Linked DNA regions of Homo sapiens: region 1 is linked to region 2. A link is an interaction called in ENCODE POLR2A ChIA-PET data of the cell type or tissue named here. Cell type or tissue: PC-9. All regions are shown on one strand. Each heading gives the region's core, and the rest is flanking DNA. Links, peaks and the distances in the headings are about the cores only.

The links. ChIA-PET counts read pairs that join two places held together with the same protein. Peaks named below come from ENCODE experiments on the same cell type or tissue, not always from the same donor. Only the 100,000 strongest peaks of a DNase experiment are listed, where the experiment ranks them.
Region 1: POLR2A ChIA-PET joins it to region 2 with 5 read pairs; 7 of 35 experiments call an interaction of 5 or more read pairs at or near these places.

What each region holds. Positions count from the first base shown.
Region 1 is chr12:32,519,062-32,527,394 of GRCh38, forward strand. All of the region lies in intron 1 of FGD4 (FYVE, RhoGEF and PH domain containing 4), which reads left to right. Among named protein-coding and RNA genes, the nearest start is that of FGD4, 120 kb to the left of the region's middle. RefSeq lists an enhancer at 4,327-4,827. In PC-9, for the core only: no CTCF peak of the experiment used is centred there; no DNase peak of the experiment used is centred there.
Region 2 is chr12:32,415,042-32,423,374 of GRCh38, forward strand. All of the region lies in intron 1 of FGD4 (FYVE, RhoGEF and PH domain containing 4), which reads left to right. Among named protein-coding and RNA genes, the nearest start is that of FGD4, 20 kb to the left of the region's middle. RefSeq lists an enhancer at 4,178-5,164. In PC-9, for the core only: no CTCF peak of the experiment used is centred there; no DNase peak of the experiment used is centred there; H3K27ac peaks cover 1,184 bases.

The DNA of each region.
Region 1 (8,333 bases), core at 221-8,220, 100 kb after region 2:
CCCAAGATCATGCCATTGCATTCCAGCCTGGGCAACAAAAGCAAAACTCCGTCTCAGGAAAAAAAAAAAAAAAAAAAAAAAGCCTCCCCACCGCCGCCCCCACCATGTGCCCATTTGCTAACCTTTCATGTGAAGACAAGTGTCTGTCAGTAAATATTTAGCAGGTTCTTACTTAGCAGATATATTTGGAAAACACAGTCTGTCCCTTTGAGGTACAGGTGACATTTGAATGAGTTAGAAAGTAACTGCAATCAGGAGCAGCAGAAAAGTACACTATAGACAGAGCATTTTTGAAATGATTGTTTGGAAATGTTCCATTATTGTGTAATTTTATCACTACAATGGATGTATCTTTTATTTTTAAAATCTTATTTTTTAAAAAACTTATTTCTGCAAGTACACTCAAACTTACATACAGATCTTTTTAACTGTCTTTTAAAATCTTCGGCCAGGTGCACTGGCTCACACATGTAACTCCCAGCACTTTGGGAGGCTGAGTCAGGAGGATCACTTGAGGCCAGGAGTTTGAGACCAGCCTGGGCAACACAGCAAGACCTTGCCTCTGCTTAAAAATAAAATAAAATAAAAAAATAAAGCTGGGCACGGTGGCTCACTCTTGTAATCCGAGCACTTTGGGAGGCCAAGGCAGGCAGATCACTTGAGGTCAGGAGTTCGAGACCAGCCTAGCCAAGATGGTGAAACCCCGTTTCTACTAAAAAAGAAAAAAATACAAAAAGTAGCTGGGCGTGGTGGTGTGCACTTGTAGTCCCATCTACTTGGGAGGCTGAAGCAGGAGAATCACTTGAACCCAGGAGGCAGAGGCTACAGTGAGCTGAGATCATGCCACTGCACTCCAGTCTGGGTGACAGAGCAAGACTCCATCTCAAAATAAAATAAAATAAAAAATCTTTGAATAGTTTTAGTATGTTTTAGAGTAAGTTTTGAAAAATAATGTAATATCTTCTGAGATATTACTATAGATGGAAATTTGCCAGAATAATTTTGAGAAAAACCTTTGTATAACTGGTAGATGGTATTTAAAAATAGGTATTGTGACTTAGTAAGTGCATCCAGTGATAGACTTCTTCCCTTTAGGACGATGAATCTCTCTTCATGGCAGTCATTGAAACTAAGTATGGAAGTAAACTGAGATAGATTTACTCTTCCAAATTGCTGTATTGTGAAATATTTTACAATTTCTTTTTAAATAAACGAATACAAGAGCTTTAAAGAGATTTTAAATGTTTTTGAGTTTTAGCATTTACCTTAAAAGATTTTTTAAAAACAAGCAGATTCAGTCACATTGTTCTCTTAACAATAGTATTTTTACCTCTACCTTGCCCTATTTTAAGTTCTATTGTGGGTTTTTTTGTTTTTTGTTTTTTTTTTTTAGAGATGGAGTCTCGCTCTGTCGCCCAGGCTGGAGTGCAGTGGTGCAATCTTGGCTCACTGCAAGCTCTGCTTCCCGGTTTCACGCCATTCTCCTCCCTCAGCCTCCTGAGTAGCTGGGATGACAGGTGCCCACCACCACGCCTGGCTAATTTTTTTGTATTTTTAGTAGAGATAGGGTTTCACCGTGTTAGCCAGGATGGTCTCGATCTCCTGACCTCGTGATCCACCCGCCTCGGCCTCCCAAAGTGCTGGGATTACAGGCATGAGCCACCGCGCCTGGCCTATTTTTGTGTTTTAAAGTGTGTATCTTAATACAGGAATGCTTGTATCTAACTCTTACCTACATTGTGTGCGAATATGCATACTAGGGGATGCATGCCCAGGATTTATTCTGATAGGGATGTGCCCTCAAGAAGTTTAGAGATAAAGTATTCTAGAAAGCCTTCTCTTACCCTCCGCTCTGTACCTCCAGCAGTCACAGAGCCTCAGCCAAACTTGTCAATTACTATTTTACTTGTTTGCTCTCCCTTTGGTTCCTCGAGAAGGAACTATTTAATGAGACTGTATAAAGTGTTTGAAAACAATGTGCATGGGAGCCATAATAATGAACAGGACAGACAGGGTCCCTGTCCTCTAGAAAAAAGGACATTGCAGGCTGGGCGCGGTGGTTCACACCTGTAATCCCAGCACTTTGGGAGTCCGAGGCGGGTGGATCACGAGGTCAGGAGATCGAGACCATCCTGGCCAACGTGGCAAAACCCTGTCTCTACTAAAAATACAAAAATTAGCTGGCATGCCTCTAATTCCAGCTACTCGGGAGGCTGAGGCAGGAGAATTGCTTGAACCAGGGAATCGGAGGTTACAGTGAGCCAAGATCGCACCACTGCACTCCAGCCTGGCGACGGCGAGACTCCGTCTCAAAAAAAAAAAAAAAAAAGGACATTGCATGAATATTTAATTACGTTTGTGAAGAAATGTTCAAAGGAAACAACCCACAGGGAATAATTAGACTTAGTCATATGTAGAGACCTTAACGTCACAGGAACTGAAAAAGCTGGTGTGGCTGAACTGATGGGCAGGACTTTATAAAAAACATTCCCAAGTCCCTAACAATGTGTCCTGTATACTATATTGAGTCCCATATGGGGCTCAGTAATTCTTTGTAAATAAACAAATACAACATCTTTAGAAGGGATTTTAAATGTTTTTGAGTTTTAGCATTTACTTTAAAAAATATTGTTTTCTAGTTTGCCATAGGTTACTCTAATTTCTGCTGTTTTAAACTCGAATCCTTACCCATTTGTGGCAAATAACATTTGCCTCTGCTATCCTGTGCAGAGGATGAAGATAAGCCATACTCCATGAACAGTGAACTGTTTACTAATACGAGATTATTTAAGTTCCACTACTGATGAACTGTTGTGTCTTAAAGGCTATATAGGTATTTTATAATCCTTAGCATAGTACCGAAGACCTGTTTGTTTCAACATGATTACTAAAGTTGACAATATATAGATTGCCAAAATAATAATTAGAAAATTCCAAGCAAATAAATTTATAATTTATTTAGTACCCATTTAAACGTGCATATGATGGAAATGAGCTGTTTTTTAAAAAATTAGTTCCCTTTTTATCTTTGACCTTATTTCCTACCACAAATTCAGTAACTTACAAAGATATTTAAAAGCTGACTAAATTTGCATCTACTAATATTCTTTTTTCTTTGGAATATTATTACTGTAATATACTTCTGAGATTGTATTAAAAAAGAAACTGCATGTGTAAGATTATCATTATCTGTTGTGGGTGGGGGTGGATACGTAGAGTGGATGATTTGCAAAAGACAGGAAGATCCTCGTTATATTTAGGGTATCTTTTCTTTCCACATTCTGAATTTGGCCTTTAAGAATATTCGGGCCAACACAAAAGGCCCAAGTTGCTGCTGTTACCCCAGCAAGCTGTGCGTTAGGGTCTTGGGGGAAGGAAGATGATAATTAGAAGAAATTTGGATCAGGCAGCTCATCAAAAAATAGAGAAATGAAAGCCTTCCTTCTTCTCTCTCAAGTTAGTAGCAAGTAACTGACTGTACTTTATCCTTTGTGTGACCTGGCAGGGGCAGAACTAACGTTTTATTTTCTTGAAGTCTCAGAGGAGCCTTTTCTGGAAGCTGCATGGTTATTTCAAAGTTGGAAAAAATAATAGGTTCCTGTGGAAATTTATGAAAACATTTTTTCTTGACTTCCTTCTCAAAACCTTGGGTGATTGATAGAGGGAGCATGGTTTAGGAACCATATTTTGAAAGCAAAGTGGCAAGAGATGAGGGGTAGAGCCTTCAGGCCTTCTGTGAAATTGAGATTGCGTTCTAAGTGCAGTATGCAGCCACTGAGGCTTTTGGCAGGCACTGATGAACACTTCTGTAAACCACAGTGTTTGCAAGTCTGCCACCAATTTCCTTGCTACAAAGCCTGAAATAATATCCTTTCCCTCCTTTTGATGCCTAATGAAATCCTACTTATCCTTCAACATAAAGTTCAATCTTCCCTTCTTCAGTGAAGGAGGTAGCTATCTGGACATTTAGGAAGGAGAGCATGAACTGAAAAGGGAACTTGGTACTGGAATCTTCTGCATAGTGGAGTAGCTGTAAACCCCCTCCCGGGTCTGTTCCCCAGAGCAGAGAGTGAAAAAAGAGAACAGAGAGGAATAGTACAAGCAGTGGAGTATCTATCATAGAGTTGACTAAGCATGAGCATACAAGCTGGGAAGAAGCAAGGAGAGGCTGCTGAGGTTGGGGAGCATAAATTTATGGCAGAGAATGTTTGCAGTTTTTGAAAGTGTGGTAAAATGTGCATGACATTTACTATTTTGAATATTTTTAAGTGTGTGGTTCTGTGGCATTAAATACATTTATATTGTAGTACAGCCACCACCACCATCCATCTTTAGAATTTTTTCATCCTTCCCAACTGAAACTCTGTACTCATTAATGTAGTAGTTTTAAGCTAGCAATACATGACAACCTCAGAACTAGAACTGTATATGGGTGGACCGAGGACTGTCATGGTAGGTATGGATGAAAGAGATGGGGTTAAAGGACTCTAAAATGCTACACAACGCATTTACTGTTTGCAGGTGGATGAAGCTAAGGGACTGACACGGAGGGATGGAGCAGAGAAGAGAAATAAACTTTTATCTGCTTGCATTTAAGTGAATGATTTACATTCAGAAAATACATAGCTCTGGGCCGGGTGCGGTGGCTCACGCCTGCAATCCCAACACTTTGGGAGGCCGAGGCGGGCAGATCATGAGGTCAGGAGATCGAGACCATCCTGGCTAACACGGTGAAACCCCGACTCTGCTAAAAATACAAAAACAAAATTAGCCGGGCGTTGTGGCAGGCACCTGTAGTCCCAGCTGTTCTGGAGGCTGAGGCAGGAGAATGGCGTGAACCCGGGAGGCGGAGCTTGCAGTGAGCTGAGATCCTGCCACTGCACTCCAGCCTGGGCGACAGAGCAAGACTCTGTCTCAAAAAAGAGAAAATACATAGTTCTTCCGGTTTGAATAGCCACTTGGCACTGATCTACTGGAATCCAAAGAAATTAATAGTAAAGATAATAATAGTTATAATTAAACACCATGTTTGTGCTTAGAAGTAAGATAAATTGGCCGGGTGCGGTGGCTCATGCCTGTAATCCCAGCACTTTGGGAGGCCGAGGCGGGCGAATCACGAGGTCAGGAGATCGAGACCATCCTGGCTAACACGGTGAAACCCCGTCTCTACTAAAAATACAAAAAATTAGTCGGGCGTGGTGGCGTCAGTCCGTAGTCCCAGCTACTCGGGAGGCTGAGGCAGGAGAATTGCTTGAACCCCGGAGGAGGAGGGTGCAGTGAGCCGAGATCGCGCCATTGCACTCCAGCCTGGGCGACAGAGGGAGACTCTGTCTCAAAAAAAAAAAAAAAAAAAAAGATAAATTACCTGGAATTAGTATAAAAGCAAGATTTGATAAGAAACATAACAAATTTGGAGAAAATATTTGTGATATGAACTCCTTTAAAGACAGCTATAATTCAAATAAAAAAAAAAAACAGAAAAAAATATGTGGCAGGCTCACGCCTGCAATCCCAGCACTTTGGGGGGCCAAGATGGGAGGACCGCTTGAGCCTAGGAGTTTGAGATCATCCTTGACAACACAGGGAGACTCTGACTCTACAAAAAAATGAAAAATTATCTGGGCATGGTGACATGTGCCTGTAGTCTCAGCTACTTAAGAGGCTGAGGTGGGAGGATTGCTTGAGCATGGGAGGTCAAGGCTGCAGTGAGCTGTGATCACACCACTGCGATCCACCTGGGTGACAGAGTGAGACACTGTTTCAAAAAAAAAAAAAATGAGCACAGAGATTACAGAAGCTTTTTAAAAATGACTAATAAACATTTATAAACATAGAAATTGTTGATTAGGAAAATACAAAATTTAAACAATGAGGTGCTGTTGTTCAGTATGAAATATCTTATGCATATACTAAGTTGTGTGTTTATGTATATGTCTCTAAAGATTGTTTAAAGAACAAGAGCAAAACAGACTTCAAGAATTAGGATGTTACCAATACATTTGAAGCCCCTGTGTTCTTCTTTCTTTTTCTACTCCCTATGCCTCCCCACCAGAGGTATCTGCCATCCTGAAATTGTTGTCTAGTGTACCTTTGCTTTTCTCCCTCTCCAGAATGAGGGTTTTGTGACCCAACAATCAGATTAGAGTCCTGGCTTGGGCAGGTGCAAGGAGGGCAAAGAGAGAGATTATTTTCTGAGGTGTAAAGTGCCCCAGCCTCATAACAAGGCTGTGAGAGTTATGAACCAGAACTGTGGACAAAAATCATAACATCACACCACATATGGCTATGTGTCCATAACAACATTTTGGAATGTTTTAAAAGTATATACTATATGTAACTGGAATTGTACTTTATTCTGTGTACTTTATTCATTCCACATTGTTTGTGAGAATGGCCTATGTTGATGTGTAGCTGTAGTTCATTTGCTTTTGAGAGGTGACAGCGTGCTGGCAGTCCTCAGAGCCCTCGCTTGCTCTCAGCACCTCCCCTGCCTGGGCTCCCACTTTGGTGGCATTTGAGGATCCCTTCAGTCCCCCACTGCACTGTGGGAGCCCCTTTCTGGGCTGGCCAAGGCCGGAGCCCACTCCCTCAGCTTGCAGGGAGGTGTGGAGGGAGAGGCACGAGCGGGAACCGGGGCTGCGTGTGGCGCTTGTGGGCCAGCTGGAGTTCCAGGTGGGCGTGGGCTTGGTGGGCCCCGCACTCGGAGCAGCCAGCCAGCCCTGCTGGCCCCAGGCAATGGGGGACTTAGCACCCGGGCCAGTGGCTGCAGAGGGTGTACTGAGTCCCCCAGCACTGCTGGCCCACCGGTGCTGCGCTCGATTTCTCACCGGGCCTTAGCTGCCTTCCCACGGGGCAGGGCTCGGGACCTACAGCCCGCCATGCCTGAGCCTCCCACCCACTCCATGGGCTCCTGTGCGGCCCGAGCCTCCGACGAGCACCACCCCCTGCTCCACGGCGCCCAGTCCCATCGACCACGCAAGGGCTGAGGAATGCGAGCGCAGGGGGCAGGACTGGCAGGCAGCTCCACCTGCAGCCCCGGTGCGGGATCCACTAGGTGAAGCCAGCTGGGCTCCTGAGTCTGGTGGGGACATGGAGAGTCTTTATATCTAGCTCAGGGATTGTAAATACACCAATCAGCACCCTGTGTTTAGCTCAAGGTTTGTGAGCGCACCAGTCGACACTCTGTATCTAGCTGCTCTGGTGAGGACGTGGAGAACCTTTATGTCTAGCTCAAGGATTGTAAATACACCAATCGGCACTCTGTATCTAGCTCAAGGTTTGTAAACACACCAATCAGCACCCTGAGTTTAGCTCAAGGTTTGTGAATGCACCAATCGACACTCTGTATCTAGCTGCTCTAGTGGGGCCTTGGAGAACCTGGGTGTGGAAACTCTGTATCTAACTAATCTGATGGGGATGTGGAGAACCTTTGTATCTAGCTCAGGGATTGTAAACGCACCAATCAGCGCCCTGACGAAACAGGCCACTCGGTCCTACCAATCAGCAGGATGTGGGTGGGGCCAGATAAGAGAATAAAAGCAGGCTGCCCGAGCCAGCATTGGCAACCTGCTCAGGTCCCCTTCCACACTGTGGGAGCTTTGTTCTTTCGCTATTTGCGATAAATCTTGCTGCTGCTCACTCTTTGGGTCCATGCTGCTTTTATGAGCTGTAACACTCACCGCGAAGATCTGCAGCTTCACTCCTGAGCCCAGCAAGACCACGAGCCCACTGGGAGGAACGAACAACTCCAGATGCCCCGCCTTAAAAGCTGTAACACTCACCGCAAGGGTCCGTGGCTTCATTCTTGAAGTCAGTGAGACCAAGAACCCACCAATTCCGAACACATTTTAACTCAGATATAGTATTACGTCGCATGAATATACTTTAAATTTACTTATCCATATTCTCCCAGCTAACAGTAAAGATTTTAAAAATTAATAATCTAGTATAGATTAATGGTAAAGGGCAGAGAGGATATATATTGATATGTTTTGGAAGGTAAAGTTTTCGGTAAGTTACCAAAATTTGAAATTCATATACCATTGAGCTGTGAAGTCCATATCTGGTAGTCTATCCAAAAGAATACTTGTGCAGATATGGAGAAATTTACTAGGATGCTCTTTTAAAAAATAATAAAATTATGTTTGTTAATTAAGTGAATTATGATAGAGTTAAACTGTGGGATATTACGCAGTGTTTAATGTCAGGCTGATCTAAACATACACGTCGAAGGGTGTCTATCAGGGAGCCTAGCCTGTGGAATGCTGACAGAAGCAGTGAGTGAGGATGGTGAGCTCCCTTTGCAGTCCTGCCCTCACTTGACCAGGGGCACC
Region 2 (8,333 bases), core at 145-8,144:
TGTTCATTCAGGAGCATATTATTTAACTTCCATGCGTTTGTATATGTTCCAAAATTCCTCTTGTTATTTATTTGTAGCTTTATTTCATTGTGGTCAGAGAAGATGCTTGCTATTATTTCAGTTTTTTTTGAATGTTTTAAGACTTGTTTTGTGACCTAACATGTCATCTGTCCTTGAGGATGATCCATATGCTCAGGAGGATGTTCTGTAGCCATTGGATGAAATGTTTCATAAATACTTATTAGGTTCATTTGTTCTATTCTGCAGATTAAGTCTGATATTTCCTTGTTTATTTTCTGTCTAGAAGATCTGTCCAATGCTGAAAGTAGGATTTAGATGTCTCCAGCTATTACTGTATTGGGATCTGTCTCTCTTTTTTTTTTTTTTTTTTTTTTTTTTGAGACAGAGTCTCCCTGTGTCACCCAGGCTGGAGTGCTGTGGCACAGTCTCGGCTCACTGCAAGCTCCGTCTCCTGGGTTCACGCCATTCTCCTGCCTCAGCCTCCTGAGTAGCTGGGACTACAGGCACCTGCCACCACGCCTGGCTAATTTATTGTATTTTTAGTAGAGACGGGTTTCACCGTATTAGCCAGGATTGTCTTGATCTCCTGACCTCGTGATCTGCCCGCATTGGCCTCCCAAATGCGGAGCCACCAGGCGTGAGCCACCGCGCCCAGCCTCTTTCTTTAGCTCTTAATAATATTTCCTTTATATCTGGGTGTTACATCCTCTTGCTGAATGGACCCCTTTATCATTATATAGTGACGTTATATGTGTTTTCTTACAGTTTTTCTCTTGAAACCTATTTCATCTGATATAAGTATAGCTACTCCTGCTCTTTTTTTGTTTTCATTGGCATGAAATATCTTTTTCCATTCATTTATTTTCAGTCTATTTGTATCTTTATAAATGAAGTGTGTTTCTTTTAGGCAACAGCTCATTGGGCCTTGCATTTTTATCCATTCAGCCTCTCCATGTCTTTGTGTTGTGTGTCACCCAGGCCGAAGTGCAGTGGTTCAATCTCAGCTCACTGCAACTTCTGCCTCCTGGGCTCAAGTGATCCTTTTCTTCAGCCTTCCAAGTAAAGTAGCTGGGACTACAGGTGTATGCCACCATGCCCAGCTAATTTTTGTATTTTTTGTAAAGACAGGGTTTCCCTGTGTTGCCCAGGCTGGTCTTGAACTCCCGTGCTCAAGCAATCTGCTCACCTTGGCTTCCCAAAGTGCTGGGATTACAGGTGTGAGCGACTGTACCTGGCCAACTGTATGTCTTTTGATTAGAGAGTTTAGTTGATTTACAATCAGTGTTATTATTGGTAGGTAAGCACTACTCCTACCATTTTATTTGTCTTCTGGTTGTTTTTTGGTCTTCTCTTCTTTCTTTCCTTCTTTCCTGTCTTCCTTTTAGTGAAGATGATTTTCTCCAATGTTACGCTTTAATTTCTTTTTATTTTTTGGGTGTCCATTGTACGTTGGACATGCACACAATGGACACACATAAAACACAACAATTAGTATTCGGTTTGCAAATACTATCTCGTAACCCATTATTTTAAATGGATGACAACACTGATTGCAGAAATAAACAAGCAAAAAAGAAAATGAATAAAACTATATACTTTAACTTTCTCCTCCCCTTTTAACTTTTGTTTCTTTTTATGTCTTATTGCACTGTCTATATCTTGAAAAGTTGTAGTTATTATTTCTGATGGGTTCATGGTTTAGTCTTTCTACTTAAGAGTATTTCACACACCAAAAATTGCCATGTTATATTCCTGTTTTTCTGTGTGCCATTACCAGTGAGTTTTGTACCTTCAGATGATTTCTTATTGCTCATTAACGTCCTTTTCTTTTTCTTTTTCTTTTTTTTTTTTTGAGATGGAGTCTTGCTCTGTCACCCAGGTTGGAGTGCAATGGCACAATCTCGGCTCACTGCAACCTCCGCCTCCTGGGTTCAAGCAATTCTCCTGCGTCAGCCTCCTGAGTAGCTGGGACTACAGGCGCATGCCACCACGTCTGCTAATTTTTGTATTTTTAGTAGAGATGAGGTTTCATCATGTTGGTCAGGCTGGTCTCAAACGCCTGACCTCGTGATCCACCCACCTCGTCCTCCCAAAGTGTTGGAATTACGGGCATGAGCCACCGCGCCTGGCCTAACGTCCTTTTCTTTCTGATTGAAGTACCATTTAGCATTTTTTGTAGGACAGGTCTGGTGTTGACAAAATCTCTCAGCTTTTGTTTGTCTGGGAAAGTCTTTATTTCTCCTTCAAGCTTAAAGGATATTTTTGCTGGATACACTATTCTAGGGTAAATTTTTTTTTTCTTCCGCATTTTAAATATGTCATGCCTGTAAGGTCTCCTGGCCTGTAAGGTTTCCACTGAAAAGTGCTAGATGTATTGGAGCTCCATTATATGTTATTTATTTATTTATTTTCTGAGACAGAGTCTCACTCTGTCACCCAGGCTGGAGTACAATGGTGCGATCTTGGCTCACTGCAACCTCTGCCTCCCAGGTTAAAGTGATTCTCATGCCTCAGCCTCCTGAGTATCTGGGATTACAGGTACATGTCACCATGTCTGGCTAATTTTTGTATTTTTAGTAGAGATAGGATTTCCTCATGTTGACCAGGCTGGTCTCCAACGCCAGGCTTACTAATTCTTTCTTCTGCTTGATCTGTTCTGCTAATAAGAGACTCTGATGCATTCTTCAGTATGCCAATTCCATTTTTAGTTTCTGCATAATTCTTTTTAGTTATTTCAGTCTCTTTGTTACATTTATCTGATAGAATTATCAATTCCTTCTCTGTGTTATCTTCAATTTCTTTGAGTTTCCTTACCACAGCTCTTTTGAATTCTTTGTCTGAAAGGTCACATATCTCTGTTTTTTTCCAGGAATGGTCCCTGGTGTCTTAGTTCTTTTTTTTTTTTTTTTTTTGAGACAGAGTCTCGCTCTGTCGCCCAGGCTGGAGTGCAGTGGCACAATCTCGGCTCATTGCAAGCTCCACCTCCTGGGTTCACGCCATTCTCCTGCCTCAGCCTCCCGAGTAGCTGGGACTACAGGCGCCCGCCACCACGCCCGGCTAATTTTTTGTATTTTTAGTAGAGACGGGGTTTCGCTGTGTTAGCCAGGATGGTCTTGATCTCCTGACCTCGTGATCCGCCCGCCTCTGCCTCCCAAAGTGCTGGGATTACAGGCGTGAGCCACCGCGCCTGGCCCTGGTGCCTTAGTTCTTTGGGCGAGGTCATGTTTTCCTGGATGGTCTTCATCCTTGTAGATATTTGTCTATGTCTGGGCATTGAAGAGTTAGGTATTTATTGTAGTCTTCACTGTCTGGGTTTGTGCCCATCCTTCTTGGAAAGGCTTTTCAGGTATTTGAGGGGATGTGGGCCCAAACTGAATAACTCTGTGGTTCTTGCCGACTTATAGAGGTACCACCTTGATGATCTTAGATAAGATCTGGAAGAATTCTCTGGATTACCAAGCAGAGACTCTTGTTCTCTTCCTTTATTTTCTCCCAAACAAATGGAGTCTCTCTCTGTGCTAAACCACCTGGACCTTGGGGGGTGGGGTGTCACCAGCACACCGTGGCCACCACAACTGGGACTGTACCGGTTCAGACCCGAAGCCAGGATAGCACTCGATCTTGCCCAAGGCCCGGTGTAACCACTACCTGGCTACCACCTAAGTTTACTCCAGGCCCTAGGACTCTGCAGTCAGCAGGTGGCAAAGCCAGCCAGGTTTGTGCCCTTCCCTCCAGGGTGGTGAGTTCCCCTAGGCCCCAGATTGGTTCATAGATGCTGTCTGAGAACACCAGGGATTGAAGTCAAAACCTTAGATATTTACCTGGTGTTTTGTTCTACTGTGGTTAAGGTGGCACGTGACCCACAAGACAAGTTGCTTCCCACTCTTCCCTCCCCTTTCCACGGGCAGAAGATCCTCTCCCTGTGGCTGCCATCACCACTGGCTTATGGGGGGGTTCTGCCAGGCCATCACTGATACTTAAAGCCTAAGGGCTCTTCCGTCAGCTTGTGACCAATGCTGCCAGCTCTGGGACTCACCTTTTGGCTCAGGGCAGGTCCAGAAATGCTGACCAAGAGCCTAGGCCTGGACTCAGTGACCTCAGAAGTCTGCTTGTTGCTCTACCCTCTGTAGCTGAGCTAATACCTGAGGTGCAAGACAGAGAGTCTCCTTTATTTTCCCCCTGCTTTTCTCAAACAGGAGTCTTTCACTGTAGCCCTCACAGCTGGGAATGTGCTGGGTCACACCTGAAGCCAGCATGTCTCAGAGCCCAGTGCCTATGGTATACTACCTGGATAGTGCTGTTGATAATTCAGGGCCTTGGCGCTCTTTAGTCAGCAGGGGGTAAATCCTGCCAGGTTTCCTCTGTGACAGGGCAGCACTGAGTTAAGTTAAAGTGCCCCAGTCACTGCATTCTCCCTCTACTAAATGCACAGATTTCTCCCCACCACGCAGCCACTGCTGGGGATGGGGGAGGCATGGCAGAAGCACTCCCTTAGTCACCCTGGCTGGTGTCTTAGTAGGTTGTGTGCCTCCTACTCTAGTCCACTGGCTCTGGGCCCAGCTTAGCACTAGGGCTTGCCTAGGAATTGCAGTCCTTGTGGCCTAACCTGCCCCTCAAGACCACTTAGGGCCCCAGAGCACTCTGGCCTGTGGTTGTGAGGCTTGTGGGAACTCAAGCTCTGACTGCTATGGTGGGTGATTTCCCTCTGGCTAAGGCCAGTCCAAATGCTCCTTCCGTGGTTAGATGTCATCTGAGTGCAGCCTGGTTCTGCTTATCACTGACAGGGCAGCACTGAGTTCAAAGCAAAGCCTCCCAACTGCTGTGCTGTCCATCTCCCAAAAGCACAAAATCTGCACGTGTGGCCACTGCTGGGAGAAGGGGGAGGGCTGGCATTGGCACTTCAAGACTGTCTTTCCTATTCTCTTCAATGTCTCTTTCAGTGATATGAAATTAAAACCAGCTACTGTGAATGCTCACCTGATTTTTGGTTATTTGAGATGGCTGCCTTTTGTATGTAGTTAGTTGTTAAAATTTGATGTTCCTCCTGGGGGTGAGGGGGGTGACAAACAGTGTAGGCTTCTTCTATTCCATCATCTTGCTCTGCCCCTGTGGCTGCTGCCTTAGTTCAGCATGCCAAAGTGCCGTATTTTGGGGTATTGTTTTCATGCCCTAACAGTTCCTTGTGGCAGCTTTTGTGTATCTCTAATCTAATGCTTGTCTCATTGGATCATGTTTGTTTACAAGGATCTAGCACCTACTACAAGTTACTGCCCTAGGTGCAAGCTCTTCCGGGCATGTCTTTCCGTTCCCTTTCAATCCCTCTGGCTTAGCCCTTGCCTCCCTAGCCCCTTCCAAAACTGCCTTTTATTGCTGACCACTTTCCTCAGTCTTTCCTTCTGTGCTGTCTTGAGCAACCCCAGTTTTATGTTTAGAAAATTCCCTAAAACCTGAATTTCAACACAGACCCACACAGTTTTCTGCATGAAGCCTGGCTTTCTCCCACATTACTGATTCCCTGGTGACACTCAAGTGACGGTTGTTCATCTTTTATGACCCACATATCTCCTGGTTGGGACCTGAGGTCAGCCCTCTTCTAGCTTTCCCTGACTAGAAAAAATTCCTCCTGCTTTCACTGTTGTCAGTCACCTCAATTTCTTCACCAAACTTCTTGTTTTTGCTCTGTGTCTGCCCTATAGCCCCTAATTCTGTAGTCATCCATTGCTCCTCAAGGGCCTCTCAAAGTCCATTCAGGGGCTCAATAGATATTGAATAAACAGAAGAACCCCAAACTAGTTGGTACATTTTGGTTCAATGTAATAATTATTTTTTACTTTTTATTTTTTTAAAGAGACAGGGTCTCCACTCTTTCACCTGGACTGGAGTATGGTGGCATGATCATAGCTCACTGCAACCTCGAACTCCTGGGCTCAAGTGATCCTTCTGCCTTGGCCTCTCAAAGTACTGGGATTTACCAGCATTAGCCACCATGCCCAACCAAACATAAGAATTTTCTACCAACACTGTCAGAAAGTGGAATTAGGGTTCTGCAGTGATCATGAGTTTCTTAATAATGAGGGATATTCAAGGAGAGGCTAGATGACTTAGTGGCTTTGCTATAGAGGAGATGGAATGCCAGATGTAACTCTTTCTGACCTGTAATCCCAGCTTGCAAACTAAATAACATCAGTGGTACTCAGCTTTCCTTGTGTGTCTACACCATTCATATACTCGCATCAGCAATGTGTAGCAATTTTGTGCTGGGGTGTATTAGAGAATAGTATACTTTTTGTTCTCTTTGAGTATTCATGGACTGGACTTTCTTTATGTCCCTTTTAGTTTAACAGTTCCAATTTTCTTGGCATCCTTTCTGATGTTGTCGTAGGGCCTTATTTCAAGAGCATGCTGGTCTGTAGGATCTGGCTGCTCCTCCACTGAAAGCCCCCAGAATGCTTTGTTACATTGTCAGGAATTTCTGTATTTCTTTTATCTTGTAGCTTTCTCTATCATATCCCATTTCCACTGTCCTCTCTTCTTTCACAGCCATTTTCTTCCTCTTTCTTTGCTCATTGTTTTTTCATTATTAGGACTTGGCTTTTTAGGTCAAGACTCCTGATAAAAGGACTCCTTTCTTCTGCTGTTGCCTTACCAGTCACATATGTGGTGCTGTCTCTAGTGGGCTTTGCTTTAAAAGCAAAAAACAAAAAACCAACAACAACAAAAGCAAAACAAAAGCAGCTATGCATGTTTAGAAACTGGATTTTAGTTCACAGCTTGTATAGAAAAAGATGAGACTATAGGCCGGGCGCAGTGGCTCACGTCTATAATCCCAGCACTTTGGGAGGCTGAGGCAGGCGGATCATGAGGTCAGGAGATCGAGACCATCCTGGCCAACGCGGTGAAACCCTGTCTCTACTAAAAAAAAATACAAAATATTAGCCGGGTGTGGTGGCGGGCACCTGTAGTCCCAGCTACTCGGGAGGCTGAGGCAGGAGAATGGCGTGAACCCGGGAGGCTGAGCTTGCAGTGAGCCGAAATCATGCCACTACACTCCAGTGTGGGCGACAGAATGAGACTCTGTCTCAAAAAAAAAAAAAGAAAAAGATGAGACTATAAAACATCTGATGCTTGGAATATTGCTGTTACTGTTTTCCATCTCTTAATCTATTTCATTCAATCTAAAATGTGCATTTTTTTTTCACATTGAAGCATCTCAAATTGGGAGCTGCTTTTTTTTTTTTTTTTTTTTTTTTTTTTGAGACAGAGTCTCGCTTTGTCACCCAGGCTGGAGTGCAGTGGTGGGATCTCGGTTCACTACAAGCTCCGCTTCCCGAGTTCACGCCATTCTCCTGCCTCAGCCTCCCAAGTAGCTGGGACTACAGGCGCCCGCCACCATGCCTGGCTAATTTTTTGTATTTTTAGTAGAGATGGGGTTTCACCATGTTAGCCAGGATGGTCTCGATCTCCTGACGTTGTGATCCACCCGCCTCAGCCTCCCAAATTGGGAGCTTCTTAAATTGGCAGTATTTTAAAAATTATGTGACATTGAAATGTAGATTGGCCTAAATTTTAAAATGTAGTTGCACAGTATTTACTGCCTCTAGATAATAGTTTATTAAATACTCTCCCAGACTATATAACTGAGAAAATACACTAACAAATTCCCCTCCCCCTTTTCTAAATTAAAAACATAGTATATATGAATATCATTTTCATATATCTTGCTACTTCCTTAGCCTTCTTAATTATAAACTTGAGTCAGCTATTATTTACTGAGTACTTACATTTTAGATGCTGTTCTAAGTGCTCCACATGTATAAACTTGCTTAGTCATCACGAGTGGGAACTATTACCCTCATCGTACAGAAGAGGAAGCAGAAGCCCATAAAGTTTAAATACTTTCTCCAAGTTCACATGGCTAGTAGGTGGGGGAGTGACGATTTAAACCCCTGCTCTTAATCTCTGTACTTTTCTGTCTGATGTAAATTTCTTATTGCCCTTTTTTTAATATCACTGAACTTGAGGATATTGTTTATCTTTAGCAATGGAAAAATCATTTCCTCCTGATATTCTTTATCCAGTTTGTCTAAAGTCTAAAAAACAAAACAACTCTTTGGTTTATTACTGGGTGAACCCCAAAATTGGGATTCGGCCAGAGAGGCCACATGGGTTCTCGGCTTCCTCCAGGAAAGAATTCAAGAACAAGCTGACAGTAAAGTGAAATCATGTTTATTAAGAAAGTTAAGGAATAGGCCAGCACGGTGACTCACACCTGTAATCCCAGCACTTTGGGAGGCCGAGGCGGGCAGATCACT